4 separate regions of the Homo sapiens genome follow, and regions 2, 3 and 4 are each linked to region 1. A link is a contact called in ENCODE Hi-C or POLR2A ChIA-PET data. All regions are on one chromosome and are shown on one strand. Each heading gives the region's core, a stretch centred on a gene start or an enhancer-like site at or near the end of the contact. The rest is flanking DNA. Distances are from core to core; before and after follow the strand shown.

Evidence for each region. Hi-C counts contacts between places; a loop is a spot of excess contacts on that map. ChIA-PET counts read pairs that join two places held with the same protein, here RNA polymerase II (POLR2A). Pooled maps may share reads with other maps.
Region 2: a loop to region 1 is called in a map of naive thymus-derived CD4-positive, alpha-beta T cell, with 4 times the contacts of the local background. The contact joins the promoter of LIMS1 here to the enhancer-like site in region 1. A Hi-C loop is called at or near these places in 1 of 168 maps with a recorded cell type or tissue (naive thymus-derived CD4-positive, alpha-beta T cell) and 7 of 50 pooled maps. POLR2A ChIA-PET finds 5 or more read pairs at or near these places in 1 of 52 experiments (A549).
Region 3: a loop to region 1 is called in a pooled map, with 13 times the contacts of the local background. The contact joins two enhancer-like sites. A Hi-C loop is called at or near these places in 3 of 168 maps with a recorded cell type or tissue (CD4-positive, alpha-beta memory T cell, GM12878 and naive thymus-derived CD4-positive, alpha-beta T cell), 6 of 37 single-sample maps with no recorded cell type and 13 of 50 pooled maps. POLR2A ChIA-PET finds 5 or more read pairs at or near these places in 3 of 52 experiments (CD4-positive, alpha-beta T cell, HCT116 and naive thymus-derived CD8-positive, alpha-beta T cell).
Region 4: a loop to region 1 is called in a pooled map, with 3 times the contacts of the local background. The contact joins two enhancer-like sites. A Hi-C loop is called at or near these places in 3 of 168 maps with a recorded cell type or tissue (CD4-positive, alpha-beta memory T cell, CD8-positive, alpha-beta T cell and naive thymus-derived CD4-positive, alpha-beta T cell) and 8 of 50 pooled maps. POLR2A ChIA-PET finds 5 or more read pairs at or near these places in 2 of 52 experiments (CD4-positive, alpha-beta memory T cell and activated T-cell).

Annotation. Positions count from the first base shown.
Region 1 is chr2:109,029,562-109,032,488 of GRCh38, reverse strand. It overlaps a transcript of RANBP2 not described here. Among named protein-coding and RNA genes, the nearest start is that of EDAR, 42 kb to the right of the region's middle. Within about 2 kb of position 1,433, at least 9 of the 41 ENCODE cell types and tissues checked have a DNase peak (open chromatin) inside an H3K27ac peak, as active enhancers do; they include CD8-positive, alpha-beta T cell, where a contact is called at or near this core.
Region 2 is chr2:108,533,046-108,535,972 of GRCh38, reverse strand. It overlaps LIMS1 (LIM zinc finger domain containing 1), which reads right to left and starts at 1,503. Exons shown (of 10, transcript NM_001193483.3): 1 at 1,379-1,503. The coding sequence starts at 1,410. GCC2-AS1 (GCC2 antisense RNA 1) reads left to right here and starts at 1,754. Exons shown (of 3, transcript NR_135290.1): 1 at 1,754-2,144. RefSeq lists silencers at 1,258-1,857, 2,346-2,640.
Region 3 is chr2:109,509,817-109,512,743 of GRCh38, reverse strand. It overlaps a transcript of RANBP2 not described here. Among named protein-coding and RNA genes, the nearest start is that of SEPTIN10, 100 kb to the left of the region's middle. Within about 2 kb of position 1,469, at least 2 of the 41 ENCODE cell types and tissues checked have a DNase peak (open chromatin) inside an H3K27ac peak, as active enhancers do.
Region 4 is chr2:108,610,875-108,613,801 of GRCh38, reverse strand. The region is part of intron 1 of LIMS1 (LIM zinc finger domain containing 1); the gene reads right to left. Among named protein-coding and RNA genes, the nearest start is that of LIMS1-AS1, 66 kb to the left of the region's middle. RefSeq lists an enhancer at 1,361-1,420. Within about 2 kb of position 1,466, at least 14 of the 41 ENCODE cell types and tissues checked have a DNase peak (open chromatin) inside an H3K27ac peak, as active enhancers do; they include CD8-positive, alpha-beta T cell, where a contact is called at or near this core.

The sequences.
Region 1 (2,927 bases), core at 184-2,683:
CTCTCACACATTCGACCGATGTCACCCCAAGGAGCAGTTTCACCAGACAGGGTGCTGAGTCTAGCACAGCATCTGTTTGCAGACGGTGCTTGAAAGGACTGAGGTTGGGTCCTGGAGTTCTAAAGTTCTAACCCTTTTCTTCTGTCTTATTTCACCTTCCTGCAAAACAAAGAGGGGGTGGGGAGGGACAAAAAAAATCGCTATGCAGAAGTTCACTCCGGAAAATGCCCTGAAATAAAATCAACAAGATTGATGTGCAGGCAGACAGGTAATAACTTTAGAAGTGAAAGAAATCTCCAAAGATCTATGACATTTTTAACAAAACAGGGGGAAGGTGGGCAGCGCTCAAAACTGCAGAGCGGTAATTACACCCACAGGAAGTCTCTAATGAACTTGAAAACAAAGCTCCGAAGAAAGGGAAAGAAGATAACTGCAGAGTTCTGTTTACGTAACCGTAGGGGGTTTGAACACCAAGAACTTACAGCTCCTGAAACGCGGTGAGGAAATGGGAGGGAGGGCAGCGAGCGTTCAGAGTTTTGGCAAAAGGTCAAAGAGAGTGAACGGATGTGGGGGGAGGGGAAGAAGGTGGCGGGGGGTGGGTGGTAGCGCTCACGGGACAAGAAATTGAGCAAACAGAAAAGCTTAGTTGCTGAAGAAAATACTTAGAGGAAGGAGGGTTCTCTTCGCTGGGGGCAAAGTGGGGCAGCTTTATCCCGCCTGTGGCCCGGAGGTAGGCGTTGGCGCAGGTCTCGCCGGCGCCCGCAGCGCGTCCAGGTTGCCACCGGCAGAGCCCGGCCCACGTGGCCGACGCTGAAGCGGCGCTCTCCGTTCCTCCAGCGGGCGCTTCCCGGCCGAGCTGCAGGGGGTGCACACAGCAGAACTTCACTGCGCCCTCCTCGCCGCACGTGGGGCCAGGCCGTGCGCTAGAGACCCGCGGACTCGGTGCAGCCCGGCGAGGCGGGCAGAGCCGACTGCTGGGTCTGAGCGCGCATCCCCTGCTGCTACTGATTGAAGCCCAGTCCCCGGTGCAACAGTAGTAAGAGGGGGCCTCCAGGGAAGTGATTCCGTCGTAAGGGGAACGGGGCTGATAACCTTATAAGAAGGCTGGAGGAAGCTGTTTCCTCCCTTCCGCTCCTTCTGCAGAGCGTTCCCGTCTCTACCCCACCCCTGCCACATCAGAGCCCCCATCTGTGCTGAGTCAGCCAGCACCCATCAAGAAGCCCCCATCTGTGAGGAACAGGCCCCCCTCACTGCTGACACCTTGATGGTGGACTTCCAGCCTCCAGCACGGTGAAAAGGAAATGGCTATTTATAAATTACTCTCTAAGGTGTTTTGTTGTAGCAGCAGGAATGGACTTAGGGACCCGGAGTTCTTACCATTGCCCAATCACAATACCCTTAGACTCCAGCATCTCCACACATGGCGTCCCCTCGTGGAGCGCTCCGTGTCTTACCATGAGTCAGTGAGACAAAAGGTGCAGATGACACTGATGGTGGTATACATGCACACTGTGTTAGTCTGTGTACTAGTTATGAGTATATATACCAATTATTAAACCATTTTACCAAGAAAATAAAGACTTGGGAGATGTTAAAAAACTGCCAAAGTCGGGTGTGGTGCACCTGTGGTCCCAGCTACTCTGGAGGCCGAGGCAGAAGGACTGCTTGAGCCCAGGAGTTCAAGACCAGCCTGGGCAACATAGTGAGACCTAGAAAACAAACAAACAACAACAACAACAACAAAAACTGTCAAGAGACAGAACCTGGATAAGAAGTGGGTTATATAAACCAAAGTGGTCCAAAAATTCAGATGCCTGAGGGGCCCCAAGCTGGTCCTAGGTACTCAGGAAAGTACAATTCTAGAAGGAGCCTTCTGCTTAACAGCCTGCTGGTCATCCTCAAAGAGGCCACCACTCCCCACTCCTTCTCAGGGAGCCTCATCCCATCAGACAGTGAGGCCCATTCTTTCATTCATTCAGGTCATATTTACTGTCTATCCAGAATGCACCAGGCACTGTGCTAGGTGCTACTATACACATTATCACATTTGGCAGGGTATGGCACACCTCTTCATTTAAAAATAACCTTTCCAATGACATTAACAATGGGCTTTACTTACGTGAAATTCACTTAAAATAGAATTCTAAGGAATTTTACGTAGCATACCATAATTTGGCTAGAGGAGAAGGCTGGGTCTTCAGTGGGAAAATGTTGAAGGTAAAGCACTTGAGCGCATGGCCTGCTGGGGAGAGTGCTGAGCCAGCTGGCTGTGCAGGGGAGGATTGAGGAAAAGGCTGAAAATGAAGGCTGAGGATCAGTTTCATGAGCTCTCGAATCCAGGTTGATTTGAAACTGTTCTTTGCATAGGCAGAACATTCTGAGGTAGCAAACAAAAGTTAGAGTCAAAGAATTCTTTCTAAAGAATGATGTCAAGGAGGCAGTAAATCTAAGACTCACCCACACACTCGAACTGGCACTCAGTAAATGCTTACTGAATGAATGAATCAATCAATCCATCAATACAGAGATAGCAACCAGGATCCTTGTCAAGTCAAGAGGGTTATTAGTATAGTATTTCTTTAAAATAAACAGCCTTATCTGTGAGCAAAATAAGAGGCTGCCCCTGAAGGCTAAGGATGTCTGCATCCATTTGAGAGAAACAGCCTTTCATTGTGCAATGATTAGGCTTAAGTTGCTGGCAAGGCTGGAGACAAGGATAGAGATGAAAGGCTGGATGATGGCTGCCGGGGGGCCCTGTCCTGCAGCTGTTCCAGCCAGGAAAGGAGAGGGGAACAGAGGAGACAGCACAGGCAGCAGGCAGGCATCCCAGGCCGAGGAAGGAGGGAGGGCTCCCCAGGGTCACCCTGCTCTACTTTTGGAGCCTGATGCTGTAAAGTTTGCCCGGCAGGGACACACATGCTGCAGAA
Region 2 (2,927 bases), core at 254-2,753, 500 kb after region 1:
ATCTTGAGCTTTGACTCTTTTTTGTTACTTGTGACCAAATGGCAGGCGTGCACTTCTGTAATAGAGCGATGAGCTGAATTAACTTGCTTGTGTCATGAAATACCATTTTTACGGGAAAGAACAACTGACAAACTAGGGTTATTTAAACCTGTATTGCCGGACACTTCCTTGAAACTGAACAAAGTGAGTCTGTCACTTTGAGGAAAACAATTGACAATATTTTGCTCCCAATGATAAAAAGCAAGCTTTCAACCGAAAATGAGAATTTTGGAAAACTTGTAAACACCACCTTGTATCTGACGGCTTTTAACATAAAGACTTTCCTAATGAAATCAATAGCGATGGTAACGAATGTTATTCGGCGCTATTAATGAAATGCGTCAGCTTGAGATCTGCCAAACTCAGTGAGCCAATATCTTCCAAACGACAAATATATGGTGTTACAATGGGTAACAGCTGCATTCAAACTGCAAGACAGACCAAGGAATTTTAACGTAACTGTGTGCAAAGGCCACTGACAGGAGCTTTAGCTGCATTCAAACTGCAAGACAGACCAAGGAATTTTAACGAAACTGTGTGAAAAGTCCGCTGACAGTAGCTTCAGATTCCACGTCCAAACCAGCCTTTGAGAAACTTCCACTTACGTAGTTTTGGTGTAGTAATAAAGAATACCCATAATTATCTGAAACAGCTATTAAGACAGTACTCACTTTTCCAACTACACATCTGTGTAAGATCAGATTTTCTTCATATAAAAACATACCGCAACAGACTGAACTGCAAAGGAGATGGGAGAACGTAGTTGTCTCTACTAAGTCAGACAACTCAAGAGATTCGCAAACTGTAAAGGACGCCAGTCGTCCCACGAACTCTTTTGTTTTAGCAAAACCCTATGTTGCATAAAAATGTGGTATGTACGTTAACATACCACGGATTTATTCAATGAGTTAATAGTAACTTCAGTGTCTCGGTTTTCCTTTCTAGTACAGTCTATGGAGATAGCCACCATTCCAGGTCCTCTAGTCCCAAGAGGGGTCCTGAGACCAAGACGTCTGCGACCCGCTGATCCCTACTGCTAGAAGATAAATGATTAGCTCGGCAAATACTGATTTGTCTTATGGAACTCTCGGAGCAGCGGGGCGGCGTCAGCGCCTGTGCCACCGCGGACACCCGGGAGTGAACAGCAGCCGTCTCCTCCGCGGGCCCGGACGCAGCCACGCCGCCACCCGAGCGCTGGGGGTCGGGGCTCCGGCCGACCGGGGGAGGCCGCGGGGAAAGCCCGGCCGCCCGCCCGCGCCAGGCCCGGCCCGGCCCGGCCCGAAGGCCCGCCGGGAGCTGCGGGGCGGACGTGGCGGGGGCCGCGCGGTGCGGCCCGTACCTGTGGGTCATCCCGGCCGCCACGCCCAGCATCTCTCCGCTTTCGGCCGCCGCCGTCTCTCAGCCCCTCGTCTCCCGGCGCCGCTCCAGCCGCGTCCTAGTCCCTCGCCGCCGCGGCCGGCTACTGGCGGGCCCGGAGCAGGAAGGGGAGGAAGGCCAGGGGCCGGCCGCGCGGGGGCGCGGGAGGGGGGGGAAGGCGAGGCGGGCCGCGCGGGAAGGCGGGGGAGGGGCGGGAGCGGCTGGGCAAGGAGGGGCGGGGACTGGCGGGGCGGGCGCCGAAGGGCGCGGACTGGAGAGGTAGGCGCGGGGGGGCGGGGCGTTGCGGGGCGGGGCGCGCATCAGACCCCGCCCCAACCCGTGGCTCGGGCCCGCCCCCATTTCAGCACCCCAGGCTAGTCTGGGAGGCTGGCGCAAACGCAGCGGGTGGCTGGGGTAGGGGCTCATTGGGAGCCCACGGAGCGCGGCGGCGGCTCGGGGGCCGAGTTCCCTACAACAAGGATGGCGGTGACGGGCGCAGGGAGCGGGGCCCGGCTCTCCTTGCCTCGAGGCTCCTCTGATTCCACTCGCGTGGCTGCGCGGCCCTGGCAGCGGCCTTCGTCCCGGGGGTGGGAGCTACACAGGGTTCCGCCCCGTCCTGGCGAGGACGCCTGAGGGGGCTCTGTGGTAAGGCTCTGTCGGGCAGGCCGGGCTTCCGGGAGGACCTGGTCTGGATCGGTCACCGCTGGGTGCCTGAGCTCCGCATGGAGCCTGCAGCCTTTGTTTAACTTGTGAGTTAAGAAAAGTTAACCTTTCTTGGAGAGTTTCCAGTCTTGCCTCTGCATCCTGTTCTTCCTTGCTAGCTCTCATTTTCTTCACCCATTCCGTCTATCAAAACCTGAAATTTTGGGGCCGGCGCAGTGGCTCACGCCTGTAATCCCAGCACTTTGGGAGGCTGAGGCAGGCGGATCACCTGAGGTCAGGAGTTCGAGACCAGCCTGACCAACATGGAGAAACCCCGTCTCTACTAAAAATACAAAATTAGCCGGGCGTGGTGGTGGCACATGCCTGTAATCCCAGCTACTCGAGAGGCTGAGGCAGGAGAATCGCTTGAACTTGGGAGGCGGAGCTTGTGGTGAGCTGGGAGATCGCGCCACTGCACTCCAGCCTAGGTAACAGGCTCCGTCCCAAAAAAAAAAAAAAAAAAAAGTGAAATCTCCAAAGGATTTAATAGATTTAATAGATAAGACAAGTTATTCATCCTGGGCATAAATGATCTCTCTCAGGATACCTGATTCTGTAACTATAGCTACTCTCTAGTAATAGAATGAAAACTTTGGTCTCCTGCCAGTCGAGGCATGTCGGAGGAAAACACTGGATCTATTTGATGTCCTCACATGAAAGTAAATTCCAAACAAAGCAAATAGTTAAATGTTCAAAAAACAAAAAAAAAAAAAAAAAAAAAGAGAGAGGTTATGAAAATACCAGAAGAAAACAAGGGAAAAAAACAAAAGTAAGGTTGGAGTGGTGAGAGACTTTTCAAAGAGCATATAAACCATAAAATTAAAAATTGA
Region 3 (2,927 bases), core at 220-2,719, 480 kb before region 1:
GGAGGGGGAAAGTCAAAGATGCTACCTGAGGGCTCTCCAGGGTGCCCAGCCTGCCCGGCTTCTCTTTCTTGCTCAGCCTCTGTGGCTGACTTGCCTCCCACGAGGCCCAGCAAGCCGGGTCTAGTCAAGAATGTCCCAGAAAAACCTGGAGTGTAGATAGAGAGACACACAGTGAAGACCAGGAGACCAGGAGGCAGATGCAGTAGACCAGGGAGGGTAGCGAGGGGACTTGTGATGTTAAAATCCCTGGGTGCCCAGCGCGGTACAGAGTGGACCCCCAGGCAGCCTGGGACCATCCCTGGGCATACCTGGAGCTTGACTCAGGAGGGGGCAGGAGGGTGGCGGAGGCCACAGTGAGAGGTGAAATCAGCTGCAGCACATCAGGTGGTTTGCTGGGCATCAGAAGAAGGAGGAAGGACACACTGAGGGCACCCTGGGAGCAGCAGGGATGCAGGGCAGGGAGGGCCGGGACACATGGGGCCCACACGTCAGTCACCAAGGCATGCATGCAGCAAAGGACAGTGGGGCCAGGGCCCAGCAGGAGGAGGGCCAGGGTCCCAGGCCAGAGCCAGGAAGAGAGTTTCCAGCAGGCCGAGGAGGGCGGACAAGCCCCCTAAAAGTGTTTGGATGTTGAGACAGATATCACAGCCCCCACTAGAGTTGTAGAGAAAGCTTATTATCACACATGATGGGACTCCTGTGTGCCCTGGAGATGGGTCTGGCACTCAGCTCAACTCCCACTTGGGAGTCCCAGAGTCCTCTGGGCAGCAACACCATCTAGGGCAATTCTGCAGTACGTGTGCATCGGCACCTGCTGTGGGCAGCACCACACTGGGTGCCAGGAGGCACACATGGGCCACCCCCACCTCGGCCTCCTGGGTGTGCTCTCCCAGGATGCAGGACCTCACCTCTCTCTCTGTCCACCCCCCATTCCTTATTTGGGGGCATGGGGCAGCAGCCATGAAAATGCAGGGAGGGTGTGGACAAGGACTTGTGGAGCAATTCCATAGAAAAGACTTACAGTAGATGGCCAGCCCTGGCCCTGGTCTCACGTTGGGTCACAAAGCCAGCTGGAGGCAGAAGCAGGGCTAGAACCTGCCCCTGACCCCAGGGCTTGTGCCCCTCCCTATTCCTCCCTGCAGGCTCCCACCTTCTGCAGGTGATCTGAGCCTTGCCACAACAGTGGTTGGCCTTAGCTGATTGCCATGTGGTCCAGGCACCTTCAGGTGGGCAGGTTCTCCCAGCCTGACTGCAAGGACACCACCCCTAAGGCCACCAATTGCCAGCCTGTAGGCCTGACCAGAGGCACACTGGATTGCGGGAGAACTTTTTGTTCTTTTTGATCAAAGAGTATGTTGTCACCAGATGGGGGCATGTGGTATACTGGGCCACCTGGTGCTGTCATCAGAGGCCACAGAGGACAGCTGAGAACTTGTTGTGGCTGTGGGACCTCATTCTCCAGTCCCGAGTCAGGCTTCAGGGAGCACTGTCACAGCAAGTCAGACAGGGACAAGTGTCAATGGCCCTGACATCAGCCAGGCCTCCCGAGGCCAAGAACAGGCTGAGGAGTTAGGAGTGCGGCCTTTGGAGCCAGACTGCCAGTGCTTGAATCCTAGGTGCCGCACCTCTTTGCCCCTTCCTGAGGCGAGTTGGTTAACTGCTCTCTGCCTCAGTTTCCCCATCTGTGAAATTGCATGGTCATAATTCCTACTTCATAAGCCTGATGTGAGGACAAAAACGAGGCAATGGATGTAGAGTGCTAAGCATGGGGCGGGCGCAGAGGGTGGGCTTAGTACATGCTTAACACGCACTTGCCATCTTCAGCACCCACGAGGAGGCCAGGGGCTCCTGGAAGGGCCCACTCCCCATAGCTCCGGCCACCCGTCCCACCTTTGCTCTCTGCCGCTTCCCCTGCAGGAAAGCCTCTCTTGCTTTTGTTGCAGTCACCCAGCATGGGCCCCACTCTGCTCACCCTGGCTTTAGCTGGAGGAGGCCAGCTCCTGGTCAGACGGGGCCCTTCCCCAGCCCAGGCTGGGCAGGGAGGAGGGGTCACCCCATGGCACACACAAGTGGCTGTTTTGTTGGGAAGGGGCTGTGGGTGCTCAGAGCCCCTGGTCCCGGCTAGGAACAGAAATGAAGCCCTGGACCCCATCAGCCCTCTGGGCTGCAGAGGGTGAGGATGGAACCGGGGTTCCTTCAGTCTGGTAGTCACTGCACAAATGTGAGAAGAGCTACCTCGGGGTTTCCCTCTAGGACATGTGGAAGGCTTCCCCTCGGCCTCCACATCGGACTGACTTGTCAAAGGACCCTCGGGGCTGTCTGCTCCCCCACATGCCCTCACCGCCCCCTTGGCAGAGACGCCTTGCCCTTTGCCCAGCATCTGCTGTGCCAGCTTCCCACATTCATACGAGCCATTCCCTGTGCCACCAACAGAGGGAGCTCCCGACACAGTTTGCATCTAAACACCCCTTGAGAGCCCAGGAAACACTGCCTCCTGCTTCTGGCCTGGAAGGCTCAGAGACCTACCCCTGGCCATTCTCACCTCAGCCCTCTCCTCCACACCTGCTCTGGGCTCCCTCAGTTTCTTGATCCTGCCAAGCTCTCCCCAGCCTCGGGTTGGGGTGTGCACACACACCGTTCCCGCCAACCGAACATTCTTTCCCCTCTTCCTGCCTTGTGAATTTCTAAACAAGACTACAGTGTGGAGGTCCAGATAAGACCCGGACACCCTCTAAGTGGCCCTCCATGCCCCTCACCTCTCCAACTAGATAAGAGTTTCCTGCGATCCCTTAGTACTTTGCCCTATAGTATTTGCCCGGTAGCTATCGCCTAGTTATTTTGATTAATTTAACTTTTGACTTCATTATGACCTGGTCTCCATGAGCACAGGCACATGGGCTGAATTATGTTCCCCGAAAATTCATATG
Region 4 (2,927 bases), core at 217-2,716, 420 kb after region 1:
GTGGCTGAGGGGAGGGCTAGGAGGTGAAATGAGACAAGAGACATGGGTGGTGGCATGTTTCGAAGGACCTGGTGTTCTTCACCCTGAGAGCCAAGGGCCGCCCGTGTCTTAAGCAGGGTACTGACAAGATCCCACCTGTTTGCTGAGGACCCCTCTCTCTGAGGCAGCAAAGGCCCCAGGGTAAGGACCAGCACAGCTGTGCAGAGCCACATGGCAGTCCATGGAACAGACAGCAGCTTGAGCTAGCCAGGGTGGTGACAGAGAGAACAGCAAGGAGAGTGGACACAGAGATGTGTAGGGAGGGAGGGCAGAAGGGCAGACTGGACACAGAGGGCCAGGGAGGGAGGCAGGAAGCACCCACACTGCTAACGTTTCTCCCCACATTCTTTTGTGGACATAGCAACAAACAGACCTGGTGAACTACAGCATGAGCCAGATGTACTTCATGTTGCCTTAATCTTGTCCACAGAAACGTAAGCGTTTTAAACCTACTTTGACTCTAATAATAAAGACTTTTACGAGTTTACAAAAGAAAAAAGCTAGGACATAAAAATGTTTGCTTGTATTGTAAAGCTCAGTCTCTCAACTATTTATGTAATATAATTATTACTAACAACTGACGTTGGAGTACCTACCCAGCACATTATGTGTTATTAACCTCCATCTCAACCCTATGAGGCATGTATTGTGATTATACCCATTTACAGATGGGGAAACTGAGTCTTAAAGCAGTTAAACGACTTGACCAAACAATACAACCAATAAGAGTGTGTGGATCCAACCCAAGTTGATTTGACTCAAAGATTCCTGTTTCAGTCATTAAACTGCACTGTCCCAGGGCCTAAAACATTCTCCCCCACAGACCATCACAAGGTCAAGTCTGAACTAGCACTGCCTCTCAACACTGACAACCTAACCCCGGAAGCTTCTGGGAAACTGGGTGCATGACAGGCGCAGGAGCCGCAGCGCAAGCCCCGGAGTGTAAACACTGACTAGAAACCACCCAGACACCTCAGCCAGCCCACACCTTCTCTCTCTCCAAATGACCCAGACCTAGTCCACGTGAATATTGTGAATGGTCGGTTTGAGGGTTCTGAAAGGAGCCTCGTGAGGTGCTCAGGTGCAGTCCCCACTCATATGAGTATTCCTCTTCAGCTGGTTTTCTCCTGCAGGTTTGGAGGCAAAAGCTAGTGAAAGAAGTGACCTTCTATGTAACTGAATTCCTAGATTCCTTAGGAGTCTTTGGGTCCAAATTACCCAAAAGACTTTATTTCCTTTTAGAGTACATGGAATTATTCAATGTTTCCAACAGTTCTGGAAAAAAAAAAAAGGCAGATTCTAACAGGTTTTCTTCATCATAGCAACTACGCTGAAACCAAGGGTACTGTTGAACAGCAACACGCACTGGAAGCAATACAAACAGCAAACTTCAGGAGAGCGTGGGTGTATGAAGAGGCACTGATGATGTGTGACCACACCGATTTCGGTTCCTCTGAGAACACTTCATACCACAAACACACTTTAGAGCTCAAGCTGGTCAAGCAGCCACTTGCTCCTACTGCTTCATGCAAAGGAAGTCTGGTGAAGAAGGTGATTCTAATTCTAAAACACAAATCAAACCAGTCACTCTGTGAGACTAATAAAAGAAAGGCCTGAAGTTTTAATCCTCCAATCCTGATCTCAAGAACCCCTGCCAAGAGAAAAAACTCACTCTTAGGGCATATATATATGTATATATATATATATATGTGTGTGTGTGTGTGTGTGTGTGTATATGTGTGTGTATATATATATGTGTGTATATATAATATATGTATATATATTTTATATATGTGTATATATAATATATGTATATATATTTTATATATGTATATATATATTTTATATGTGTGTATATTTTATATATGTGTGTATATATTTTATATATATGTGTATATATATGTGTGTATATATATATATATATATTTTAGATCATGGTTCACAGCAACTTCTGCCTCCCTGGCTCAAGCAATCCTCCCACCTCAGCCTCCTAGTAGCTGAGACTACAGGCTCATGCCACCACGCCCAGCTAATTTCTGTATTTTTGTAGAGACAGGGTTTTGCCACATTGCCCAGGCTGGTCTCGAACTCCTGAGCTCAAGCGATCCCCACGCCCCGGCCTCCCACAGAGCTGGGATTACAGGCGTGAGCTACTGCACCCAGCCTAGAGCCAATATTTTTGATTGATCAAAACACTCTAGGGAACTATGTTCTACTGAACAAAAATTCCCAAAATAGAAGTGAAATACCTCAAAATGTAATGAGACCACTATATAGAACCAAAGCAAGTGCACTATTTCTAAGGAAAGTGAAAAAAAACATTGATAGGTTATTTTTTAAATCAGAGCCTTGGGGAAGAAATAAAGGCTCTGATTATTCCTTCCCCGGGGCTCAATATAATTTAGGAAATAGCACCTTGGTCAAGAGCTAGATGTATTGAGTGCTTCTTATGCGCCCAGAACTGTGATAAGCACTTTGCATACACTTACCAAATTTAGTTTTTACAATAATCTAATGAAACAGTACTATTATTATTCCCATTTCAAAGGTGATGAGACAAGACATAGAAAGTGTAACTTACTATACAGTTATTACGTAATTGAGTGAAAAACTGAAACCTGGCCTCAGCCTGGTTTTAAACCATAACGGTGTACTGCCTGCTAGTCAGAAAATGGTTATTTTTCTCAGCAGTAGATGAGAACTTATAATCAGAAATCATTTAAAAATTCAACCACGGCTAAACACAATGTGGTATCCTCGACTGATTGATGGCATAGAAAAAAGACATGATGAAGATAATGGAAGGTGCTGACAAGAGGGGAAGCTAGGTGAGGACTATGTGAGGATTATCTGAGCTCCTGACCTCTGCAACTTTTCTATAAATCTAA